2 separate regions of the Homo sapiens genome follow, and region 1 is linked to region 2. Evidence: read pairs that join two places in POLR2A ChIA-PET (ENCODE). Cell type or tissue: HCT116. All regions are shown on one strand. Each heading gives the region's core, and the rest is flanking DNA. Links, peaks and the distances in the headings are about the cores only. Region 1 overlaps TEN1 (TEN1 subunit of CST complex). Region 2 overlaps TRIM65 (tripartite motif containing 65).

The links. ChIA-PET counts read pairs that join two places held together with the same protein. Peaks named below come from ENCODE experiments on the same cell type or tissue, not always from the same donor. Only the 100,000 strongest peaks of a DNase experiment are listed, where the experiment ranks them.
Region 1: POLR2A ChIA-PET joins it to region 2 with 5 read pairs; 14 of 35 experiments call an interaction of 5 or more read pairs at or near these places.

Annotation. Positions count from the first base shown.
Region 1 is chr17:75,986,721-75,991,720 of GRCh38, forward strand. TEN1 (TEN1 subunit of CST complex) reads left to right here. Exons shown (of 4, transcript NM_001113324.3): 3 at 4,746-4,903. TEN1-CDK3 (TEN1-CDK3 readthrough (NMD candidate)) reads left to right here. Exons shown (of 10, transcript NR_037709.1): 3 at 4,746-4,903. Among named protein-coding and RNA genes, the nearest start is that of TEN1, 10 kb to the left of the region's middle. In HCT116, for the core only: no CTCF peak of the experiment used is centred there; no DNase peak of the experiment used is centred there.
Region 2 is chr17:75,884,743-75,891,838 of GRCh38, forward strand. It overlaps TRIM65 (tripartite motif containing 65), which reads right to left. Exons shown (of 6, transcript NM_173547.4): 5 at 7,071-7,096; 6 at 4,221-6,605. The coding sequence ends at 6,037. Among named protein-coding and RNA genes, the nearest start is that of TRIM65, 8.7 kb to the right of the region's middle. In HCT116, for the core only: no CTCF peak of the experiment used is centred there; a DNase peak (open chromatin) is centred at 4,959.

The sequences.
Region 1 (5,000 bases), core at 1-5,000, 100 kb after region 2:
TATATATACATATATATATTGAAAAAATTAATATTCATTGTAAAAAGTGTAGATAGTCCATAAAGGTGTAGAGAGGAAGGAAAAGTCACCCATAATCCCATTACCCAGACAACCACTGCTAACCTTTGGTGATTATCCTCGTGCTTTTCCATATGTATGTGTTTGTATATGTGGGTGGGTATGGAGACACCCAATATACGTATATACATATATACTCTGTCAGTTATTTATCAGTTATATATTGCTATGTAACATATTACCCATACACACAATTTTAGTTTTTCGTAGAGACAGGGTATCCCTATATTCTCAAGGCTGGTGTCTAACTCCTGGGCTCAAGCGATCCTCCTGACTCAGCCTCCCAAAGTGCTGGGATTACAGGCGTAAGCCACTGTGCCCAGCCTCCCCCAAATTTAAAATAATTATTGTCTCATAGTTACTGTGGGTCAGGAATTTGGGAGTGGTTTAACTGTTTGGATCTGGCTCAGGGTCGCTCATGGGAGTGGCATCCAGATGTTGGCCAGGGCTGCAGTTATCTGGAGGCTTGACTGGGGCCAGGACCTCTACTTCCAAGATGGCTTGTTCACGTTTGGCAAATTAGTGCTGGCTCTTGGCAAGATAACTCAGTTCCAGACAATGTGGATTTCTCTGTAGTTCTGTGTGAGGGTCCTCATAACACAGCAGTTTCTGCCAGAAGCAGTGACCAAGAGAAAGAGCAGGGTGAAAACCACAGTGTCTTTCATGACTTAGCTTCCAGAGTCAGTCTCAGTCATTTCTGCAGTATCCTACTGATTACACAGGTCAGCCTTACTCAGCATCGTAGGGGATGCACAAGGATGTAAATATCGGGGGTGAGAATCACAGGGGACCATCTTAGAGACACGTGTACATACATATAGAAGTATTTTAACCTAGGCCAGGTGCGGTGGCTCACGCCTGTAACCCCAGCACTTTGGGAGGCCGAGGCAGGCGGATCACCTGAGGTCAGGAGTTTGAGACTAGCCGGACCAAAATGGCGAAACCCTGTCTCTACTAAAAATACAAAAATTAGCCGGGCTTGGTGGTGGGTGCCTATAATCCCAGCTACTCAGGAGGCTGAGGCAGGAGAATCGCTTAAACCTAGGAGGTGGAGGTTGCAGTGAGCTGAGATTGCGCCACTGCACTCCAGCCTGGGGGACAGGGTGAGACTCCATCTCAAAAAAAAAAAAAAAAAAAAAAAGACTAGTATTTTAACCTAGCCTGGGTGCGGTGGTTCACGCCTGTAATGCCAACACTTTGGGAAGCCTAAGTGGGCAGATCACCTGAGGTCAGAAGTTCAAAACCAGCCTGGCCAACATGGTGAAACCCCGTCTCTATAAAAAATACAAAAATTAGCCAGGTGTGGTGGCAGGCGCCTGTAATCCCAGCTATTCGGGAGGCTGAGGCAGGAGAATTGCTTGAACCCGGGAGGCAGAGGTGGCAGTGAGCTGAGATCATGCCATTACACTCCAGCCTGGGTGACAAGAGTGAAATTCGGCCTCAAAAAAAAAAAAAAAAGAAGTATTTTAACCTAGTTAAGGGCTGGGTGTGGAGGCTTACACCTGTGATCCTAGCACTTTGGGAGGCTGAGGTGGGAGGATTGCTTGAGTCCAGGAGTTTGAGACAAGCCTGGGCAACATGGTGAAACCCTGTCTCTACAAAATATACAAAAAATTAGCCAGGCATGGCAGTGTGCGCCTGTAGCCCCAGCTACTGGGGAGGCTGAAGTGGGAGGATCACCTGAACCTGGGAGGTTTAGGCTGCAGTGAGCCGAGACTGCACCACTGTACTTTATCCTGGGTGACAGAGTGAGATCCTGCCTCAAAAAAAAAAAAAAAAAAAAAAAAAAGAAAAGAAGAAGAAAGCAATATTTTAACCTAGATGAGATCCTATTATATTACTGTATTGTAGCATTTATTTACTTAGCTGTGTATGGTAGACCTAGTGCCATCTCAGACATGTAGATCTATATCATCATTTTGAATGGTTCCATTTTGTTTCACTGTGGTGATATTGCATCATTTACTTAGCCAAGTCTTTTGTTTTTTTTTGAGACGGAGTCTAACTCTGTCACCAGGCTGGAGTGCAGTGGTGCAATCTCGGCTCACTGCAACCTCTGCCTGCCAGGTTCAAGCGATTCTCCTGCCTCAGCCTCCCGAGTAGCTGGTATTACAGGCAACTGCCATCACACCCGGCTAATTTTTTTTATTTTTTAGTAGAAACGGTGTTTCACCATCTTGGCCAGGCTGGTCTCGAACTCCTGACCTTGTAATCCACCCGCCTCGGCCCCCCAAAGTGCTGGGATTACAGGCGTGAGCCACCACGCCCGGCCTACTTAGCCAATTCTTTATTGATTTTCTTTTCTTTTTTTCTTTTTTTGAGACAGAGCCTTGCTCTGTTGCCCAGGCTGGAGTGCAGTGGCGCGATCTCAGCTCACTGCAAGTTCTGCCTCCCAGGTTCACGCCATTCTCCTGCCTCAGCCTCCCAAGTAGCTGGGACTACAGGCACCTGCCACCACGCCCGGCTAATTTTTTTTTTTGTTTTTTTTTTGTTTTTGTAGAGATGGGGTTTCACCGTGTTAGCCAGGATGGTCTCGATCTCCTGACCTCGTGATCTGCCTGCCTAGGCCTCCCAAAGTGCTGGGATTACAGATGTGAGCCACCGCACCTGGCCTTTTTTGTTTTTTTAAATTGAGATGGAGTCTTGCTCTGTCGCCAGGCTGGAGTGCAGTGGCGTGAGCTTGGCTCACTGCAACCTCCAACTCCCTGGTTCAAGCGATTCTCCTGTCTCAGCCTCCCAAGTAGGTGGGATTACAGGCGTGCCCCACCACACCCAGCTAATTTTTGTATTTTTTTAAGTAGAGATGGGATTTCACCATGTTGGCCAGGATGGTCTCCATCTCTTGACCTTGTGATCTGTCTGCCTCAGCCTACCAAAGTGCTGGGATTACAGGCGTGAGCCATCGTGCCTGGCTTTATTGATTTTCAATAAAGACATCAAGATAATTCAGTAGGGAAAGCATAGTCCTTTCAACAAGTGGAACTACTGGATATTGACACTGTGTCGCCCAGGCTGAAGTGCAAGTGACATGATCATGGCTCACAACAGCCTTGACCCCTCAGCCTCCCAAGTAGCTGAGACCACAGGCGTGCACCACTGTACCTGGCTAATTAAAAAAAAAAAAAAATTATAGAGACGGCATCTCGCTGTATTGCCCAGGCTGGTCTCTAACACCTGGGCTCAAGCAATCCTCTTGCCTCAGCCTCCCAAAGTGCTGGGATTACAGATGTGAGCCACCATGCCCAACCTAGATTTTTTTTTTTTTGAGACGGAGTCTTGCTCTGTTGCCCAGACTGGAGTGCAGTGGTACGATCTCGGCTCACTGCAGCCTCTGCCTCTTGGGCTCCAGTGATCCTCCCGTCTTGGCCTCCCAAGTATCTGGGACCACAGCTGCGTGCCACCATGCCTGGCTAATTTTTTTTATATTTTTAGTAGAGACAGGGTTTCAACATGTTGCCCAGGTTGGTCTCAAACTCTTGGACTCAAGTGATCCATCTGCCTTGGCCTCCCAAAGTGCTGGGATTACCAGCATGAGCCACCACGCCCAGCTAGATATTCTTATGGTAGGGGAAAACATCTTGATCTTTACTTCACAACATACAAAAAAAAATTTACACTGTGTCATAGATTACAAGCTAAGACTGAAATGTCTCAAGTAAACAGCAGAATATCTTTACAACTTTGAGTAGGCAAAGATTTCTTTTTTTTTTTTCTATTTATAGCATTTGTAGCCCATATTGAAAAAAAAAAGATGGCCAGGCACAGTGGCTCATGAGTGTAATCCCAGCACTTTGGGAGGCTGAGGCAGGTGGATCACGTGAGCCCAGGAGTTCGAGACCAGTGTGGACAACATAGCAAAACCCTGTCTGTACAAAAAATTAAAATATTAGCCACGTGTGATGGCAAGTACCTATAGTCCCAGCTACTCAGGAGGCTGAGATGGGAGGATTGCTTGAGCAGCCTGGAAGGTCAAGGCTGCAGCCTGGGATACAGAAAAAAAAAAAAAAGAAAGGAAGAAAAAGATTTCTTAGACAAGACATAGAAAGCAAAAGTCATAAAAGAAAAAAATGATCAGGTGTGGTGGCTCATGCCTGTAATCCCAGTACTTTGGGAGGCTGAGGTGGGTGGATCCCTTGAGGTCAGGAGTTGGAGACCAGCCTGGACAATATGGTAAAACCCCTTCTCTACTAAAAATACAAAAATTAGCCAGGCCTGGTGGCAGGCACCTGTAATCCCAGCTACTCGGGAGGCTGAGGCACAAGAATTGCTTGAACCCAGGAGGCGGAGGTTGCAGTGAGCCGAGATTGCTCCATTGCACTCCAGCCTGGGCAACAAAGCGAGACTCCATCTCAAAAAAAAAAAAAAAAAAAGAAAAAAGAAAAAGAAAAAAATGAATAAACTGATCATCAACAAAATTAAAAGCTTCTGCTTATCAAAATATGCCATTAAGAAAATTGAAGGCAAGGAGATGAAAATTAAAAGGAATTCCTTCATATTCTACAGTGTAGACTGAAACATTTTTTTCTGGTTTGTTGCTGCAATTTGCATTTCTGTGATGAGACTGAGGCTGAACACTTTTCTATAGATTTCTTGGCCATGCAAACCTTTTGAGCGTGGTGGTGATTCTACGTATGGATGGAAATTATTGCATTTCTTCTGCCTTCCAGGTTGTGCCTCTATGACATGATTCAGTCCAGAGTAACACTGATGGCTCAGCACGGATCCGATCAGCACCAGGTTCTTGTCTGTACCAAGTTGGTGGAGCCCTTCCACGCCCAGGTGGGCTCCCTGTACATCGTCCTCGGGGAGCTCCAGCATCAGCAGGGTGAGCTGCAGCCTCAGATCCCCTTTCTCATCCTGGGGCCTGAGCTGGGGCAGTCTTCGGGGCAGTCAGTGAGAAATGGGCTCGTGACCCAACAGCA
Region 2 (7,096 bases), core at 1,947-6,946:
CAGGAAGCTGGGACCACAGGCGCACGCCACCATGCCAGGCTAATTTTTGTATTTTTTGTAGATATGGGTTTTCACCATATACGTGGTTTTCAGGACCACGCTGGTCCTGAACTCCTGGGCTCATGTAATCCGCCCATCACAGCCTCCCAAAGTGTTGGGATTACAGGTGTGAGCCACCTCGCCCCACTTGAGTTCCTTTTTTTTTTTTTTTTGAGACAGAGTCTTGCTCTGTGACCCAGGCGGGAGTGCAGTGGTGCAATCTTGGCTCACTGCAACCTCTGCCTCCCGGGTTAAAGCGATTCTTCTGCCTCAGCCTCAGCTGGGACTATAGGTGCCCACCACACCCAGCTAATTTTTGTATTTTTAGTAGAGACGGGGTTTCACCATATTGGCCAGGTTGGTCTCGAACTCCTGACCTCGTGATCCACCTGCCTCGGCCTCCCAAAGTGCTGGGATTACAGGCGTGAGCCACTGTGTCCAGCCCCAGGTTCCCTTTTTTAACTCAAGACATTGCTAAGCCTTGTGTAACTTTTTAATTTTTAAATATTTATTTATTTAGTTAAAGAAAGGGTCTTGTTCTGTCACCCAGGCTGGTGAGATCACAGCTCACTACAGCCTTAACATCCTGGGCTCCAGCAATCCTCCCAGTTCAGCCTCCCAAGTAGCTGGGACCACAGGTGTGCACCACCATGGCCAACTAATTTTTGTATTTTTGGTAGAGAGGTGTGTTACCACATTTCCTAGGGAGGTTTGCAGCCTCCCGAAGTGCTGCGATTGCAGGCGGGAGCCACCGCGCCCAGCCAGCTTGTTTGTGCTCATGTTTCTGGAGACTGCAGATGCTTGATTACTTCTCCTTTGTGTTGAATTCCCCGTTTCCTGGATCCCAGACCTCCCTTTTCCCTTCACTGATTTACTTCTTCATTTTTGAAAAGTCTGCCCTCTGGGTGCTTCCTGAGGATGGAGGCTGACGTGTCTGCAAGTGTCTCTGTTCGGGCTTCATCCCTGACTGACAGTTTGGCTGGGCATGGAATCCTAGGATGGAAATCCAGTCCCCCAGGATCTCAAGGGCTGGCTCCATTGTCTTCTACCTTCCAGCTTGATGCTACTCAAAGCCTCAGTTCCAGGCAGCGTCCTGCTCCTATCCTGCCTGGAAAGGCACATCCCCTTGTTCTCTTTACCCTTCACCTCTGATATGGTTTGGCTGTGTCCCCACCCAAATCTTATCTTGAATCCCAGCTCCCATGATCCCCACGTGTCGTGGGAGGGACTTGGTGGGAGGTAATTGAATCATGGGGGCTGGTTTTTCCCATGCTGTTCTCATGGTAATGAATAAGTCTCACGAGATCTGATGGTTTCATAAAGGGCAGTTCGCCTGCACACGCTTTCCTTGCCTGCCTGCCACCATATGAGACATGCCTTTGCTCCTCCTTCGCTTTCTACCATGATTGTGAGGCCTCCCCAGGCATGTGAAACTGTGAGTCCATTAAACCTCTTTCCTGGCTAGGCGCGGTGGCTCACACCTGTAATCCCAGCACTTTGGGAGGCCGAGGCGGGCGGATCACGAGGTCAGGAGATCGAGACCATCCTGGCTAACGTGGTGAAACCCCGTCTCTACTAAAAATACAAAAAACTAGCCGGGCGTGGTGGCGGGCACCTGTAGTCCCAGCTACTCAGGAGGCTGAGGCAGGAGAATGGCGTGAACCCAGGAGGTGGAGCTTGCAGTGAGCCGAGATTGTGCCACTGAACTCTAGCCTGGGTGACAGAGCGAGACTCCGTTTCAAAAAAAAAAAAAAAAAAAAACCAAAAACGTCTTTCCTTTATAAATTGCCCAGTCTCAGGTATGTCTTTATTAGCGCACAAAAACAGACTAATACACCTCTCTGGCCTCCAATCCAACTCCCTCCAATCCAGCTGGCCTGTGAGGTCCCTGTCTTTCACAACCTCTCCTGCCCTTGTTCTGTCTCTGGGTGACCATCCACCTGATTGTGCACAACTGAAGCCCAGAATCTGTAAGGGGGTCTGGTGGGTAGGCCAGACATGCTGGAAACACCCACAAGCTAATCAAACACGTCCCCTTTCCAAATGTCACATCCCAACTCTGTGCTGCCTTTTCCCTCGATACCAGCGTGCGTTTTCCTGGAGAGACGGTGGAGAGTTCTATCAGAATCAGTTCGGCTGGCTGGGCATGGATCACTTGAAGCTAGGAGTTCAGGACCAGCCTGGGCAACACAGTGAGAACCCCATTCTTGACAAGAAATTTAAAAATTAGCTGGGCGAGGTGGTATGCGACTGTAGTTCCAGCTACTCAGGAGGCTGAGGCAGGAGGAGGAAGGATCACTTGAGCCCGGGAGGCAGAGGTTGCATCCTGCCCTTGCACTCCAGCCAGGGTGACAGAGTGAGGCCCCATCTCTTAAAAAAAAAAAAAAAAAAAAGAAGAGAAAAAGCAAAAAGAAAAAAAAAGCAATGGCTCACACCTGCAATCCCAGGTGTGGATCCCTTTGGGAGGCTGAGGCAGGCAGATGACATGGGTCAGGAGTTTGAGACCAGCCTGGCCAAACTGGTGAAACCATGACTCTACTAAAAATACAAAAATTAGCTGGGTGTGGTGGTGGGCGCCTATAATCCAAGCTACTCGGGAGGCTGAGGCAGGAGAATCACTTGAATGTGGAAGGCAGGGGTTGCACTGAGCTGAGATTGCTCCACTGCACTCCAGCCTGGGCAACAGAGTGCAACCCTGTCTCAAAAACAAAACAAATTAGCTGGGCATGGTGGCGGGTGCCTGTAGTCCTAGCTACTCTGGGGGCTGAGACAGGAGAATGGCATGAACCCAGGAGGCAGAGGTTGCAGTGAGCCAAGACTGTACCACCGCACTCTAGCCTGGGTGACAGAGTGAGACTCCGTCTCAAAAAAAAAAAAAAAAAAGAAAAAAAGATAAAGGGTGGGAGTCTCTGAGCCTATGTTGACTTGGGAGGCTGTCCATTAGGAAGAAAAGAGGGGGGCCGGACATGGCGACTCACGCCTGTAATCCCAGCACTTTGGGAGGCCCAGGCGGGTGGATCACGAGGTCAAGAGTTTGAGACCAATCTGACCAACATGGTGAAACCCCATCTCTACTAAAAATACAAAAATTACGCCGGGCGTGGTGGCTCACGCCTGTAATCCCAGCACTTTGAGAGGCCAAGGTGGGTGGATCACAAGGTCAGGAGATCGAGATCATCCTGGCTAACACGGTGAAACCCTGTCTCTACTAAAAAATACAAAAAGTTAGCTGGGCGTGGTGGCAGGTGCCTGTAGTCCCAGCTACTTGGGAGGCTGAGGCAGGAGAATGGTGTGAACCCAGGAGGCAGAGCTTGCAGTGAGCCGAGATTGAGCCACTGCACTCCAGCCTGGGCAACAGAGTGAGACTCTGTCTCAAAAAATATATAAATAAATAAATAAATAAATAAATAAATAAATAAATATTAGTCGGGTGTGGTGGTGTGCGCTTATAATCCCAGCTACTCGGGAGGCTGAGGCAGGAAGATCGCTTGAACCCGGGAGGCGGAGCTTGCAGTGAGCTGAGATCACGCTATTGTACTCCAGCCTGGGCGACAGAGCAAGACTCTGTCTCAAAAAAAAAAAAGAAAGAAAGAAAAAGGGGTTATTATTAATAATATAGAACACGCTCGCAGAATATAGAAAGAACCACCACCCAATAGGAAGATGAATTTCACATAATAAATGACCCCAAACACCTCCCACCTCAGAAGCAGAAAGGGGCCAACTCTTCCTCTCTCTGCCCCTTTCAGAGCGCGGCTCAGCCCGTTGGGTGCTTCTGCTGCAGCCTTGGATTAGGAGGGACTATGAGGTGGGGACAGCAATGACAGCCATCTGGCCAGGCCAATACATCCTGCCTGGCTGGGCTTTCAGCTCCCACCATTGCCCCTAGCTGGTCAGCAAGGTCCTGCCCGCCTCCTGGCTGTGGGGCTGCACATGTCAGATTCCCTTCCCATGTCTGGGGAGCTCCCACCTGAGGATCTTGCTGGAAAGTCCTTGCCTGGGCTGTGCCAATCCAAGGCCCTGCCCTGCTCTTGAACAAACAGCCACAGGCTAGGAGCAGGGCCACAAGATGGAGGCTGCAATGACGGCAGTGATCGGGGTGGGGTCGTCGTGGGAGGTTTTTTTTTTTTACAAATATAAAAACATTATATATATTGGGGGTATGTATATTACACGTATTATCCTTTTAAAAAGTTTTATTGTGAAATATTTATCCATGAGTACATATAACATAGATGTCCAGTTTTTCAAGTTACAAAAAGCAGACAGCCCTCCCTTTTTTTTTTTTTTTTTGAGACAGAGTCTCGCTCTGTCACCCAGGCTGTAGTCCAGTGGTGCAATCTCAGCTCACTGCAACCTCACCTCCTGGGTTCAAGCGATTCTTCTGCCTCAGCCTCCCCAGTAGCTGGGATTACAGGCGCACACCACCATGCCCGGCTAATTTTTGTATTTTTAGTAGAGACGGGGTTTTGCCTTGTTGGCCAGGCTGGTCTCGAACTCCTGACCTTGTGATCCGCCTGCCTCGGCCTCCCAAAGTGCTGGGATTACAAGCGTGAGCCACTGCGCCTGGCCAAAAGCAGACACCCTTGGAACCACCTCCCAGAACAAGAAGTGGAACATTTCAAGTAAAAAAAATTACACCTGCCCTATGACCCAGCAACCCCACTTCCGGAAATACAAGCAAAATCATGCCCAGGGGTCTTCGTGGCAGCTTGCTCTGCAATGGCAAACACCACACCAAACCAGGAGGAGCTAGCCTGTGCCGACACCTGCACACACGGCTGCCCCAAAGTCCCACACCCAGGGGTGGGATGCTGGAGATGAAGGTCCTGCCAGTGTCACGTGCTGCTTAGTGACAGGGTTGAGGGGCCTTAGTCGGCTTGACTCAAGGTGGCCTCACTGTGGCCTTTTGTATAAAAAAATCTTCAAGTGCTCATTGTTCCCTGAGTGACTCACTTGAGGTAACAGCCTACATACATGACCATAAATGTGGCCAAACATCCCACTCAGAAATATTCATCATAAGCCAGGCGTGGTGGCATACACCTGTAATCCCAGCTACTCAGGAGGCTGAGGTAGGAGAATCCCATGAGCCCATGACCGCACCCCTGCACACCAGCCTGGGTGACAGATGGAGATCCTGTCTCAAAAAAAACACATCAATGTTTGTATAGCTAAAAAGAAAGAAATTTAAATGTCCAATAATGGATAAATAAACTTGATAGTCATTAGAATGACTACAGCAATCAGTGAAAATTTTCAATCATGTGAAAAATGCTTATGTTAAGTCAGGAAACTTCAGAAAACACTGTAATCTGAGCTACTCTGGAGGCTGAGGTGGGAGGATCCTTTGAGCTCAGGAGCTCGAGGCTGCAGTGAGCCATGATTGTGCCACTGTACTCCAGCCTGAGTGACAGAGCAAGACCATCTCCTAAAAACACAAAAATGTTTAAATGCAGAAAACAAAATTGTTTGTAGAATACAATTATAAGGATGCACAAAATAAAAAGACTACAAGACAGGACGGACGTCTCTCCAAATGTTACAAAAAATTAAAGAGAGCTGCAGGCGGGGAGGAGGGAGGAATCTGTCTCCCCCTGGGACTACTCTGGCTCACCGCCCCTCCCTGACTGCTCCTTTGGCCCTTATCATCTCCAGAGGCAAGTTCAGGTAGATCTGAATTTTGTCACACACGCTGTCCTGTAAGCCCAGAAGTCCCCTGGGCACTGCTCTCGCCTCCCAGGCCCAGACAGTACCTAGAACTGGGTTCTCTCTGGGGCAAGGGCATCCCATTTATCCCCCTCCTAGACTGTGTCCCCTTCAAAAAGGCTGCAACAGTGAACTCTGCGTTTATGCTCACCTCCCCCAACCTCCCATCTCTTTCTGAGTTAACAGAGAGGCCAACAGCTGGTCCTCCAGTCCCCAAGCTGAAGCTGGGCAGCTCTTGGGCACATAGGCATGGTGGCAGCTATGCCAGGGCTCCATCCCATGCCTTCTTCAGCTGAGCACCTCTTCCTGGGGCCCCAGAGGGAACACAGCCCCTGGCTGATGGCACAGGGTCAGGGTCCTACCCTCGAGGAGCCAGAAGACGGGGGTGAGGGGCTGGTTGAAGAGGGCATGGAAGGTGTACAGGGGCTGGGTCTGGGGCTCCAGGCTGTAGAAGGTGAGGCAGCCTGAGGCCAGGTCCAAATCCATGCCCAGGAGCCGCCCTGACACCCCTGGGAGGCGCTGGGCTTCCCCGTTGTGCCAGGCCTGGAGGCTGTCCTCCTGGACGCAGAGCCCCCAGGAGCAGGGTCCCCGGCCAATGTTGTCTGTGTGGGGCCCCAGCCTGCACCGTGGCAGTTGCGGGTAGGAGACGCCCAGTGTCACCGAGTGGTCTGACGCGCGCACCTCCCAGTAGTGGTGCCCGGCCTGGAAGCTCTGGGCACATTGCACCTGCCAGAGCTCAAAGCTGCCGGGCCCGCCTGGGCCCCGGGACTGACGACAGTGCTTCACCTGCTGGTCCTGGCGCGACAGATAGAAGTGACGGTTGGCGCTGACTGGATCAAAGGTCAGATTGCGATAATCTGTTGGGGAAAGGAGGACAGCAGTGGGCTGGGGGAAGACAGCACAACCAGATCTCCATTTATCCGCTGCTAAACCTCCGCCAGGCACGCTGAGCACCGGCCGTCACCATAGCACTTAATCCTCGCCACGACCTCGCAGGCGGAATCCTCTATCAGCCCCGTTCACAGCTGAGAAAACTGGGGCTCTGAGAGCCATTAACTCAGTGTTAAGTGGAAGAATTACGGGTCTGTGCCCCAGACTCTGTCCTTCAACGCACACTGGCTGCGTCTGCTTCAGGGTGGATGTGCACGAGGTGTGCAGCGGGTGGGACCAGGCTCAGATGTCCCGGCAGGACAGTCAAAACAAGTGCCCCCCTCACTCACACGTGCATACGAACATGCACACACACACGTGCTCACAGCACACACAGGCACTTCCTTGCACACGCACACACAGGGGCACACATACACGAACGGCCTCCTTACTCTGCCAGAGTTTCCTCCTCAGTGGA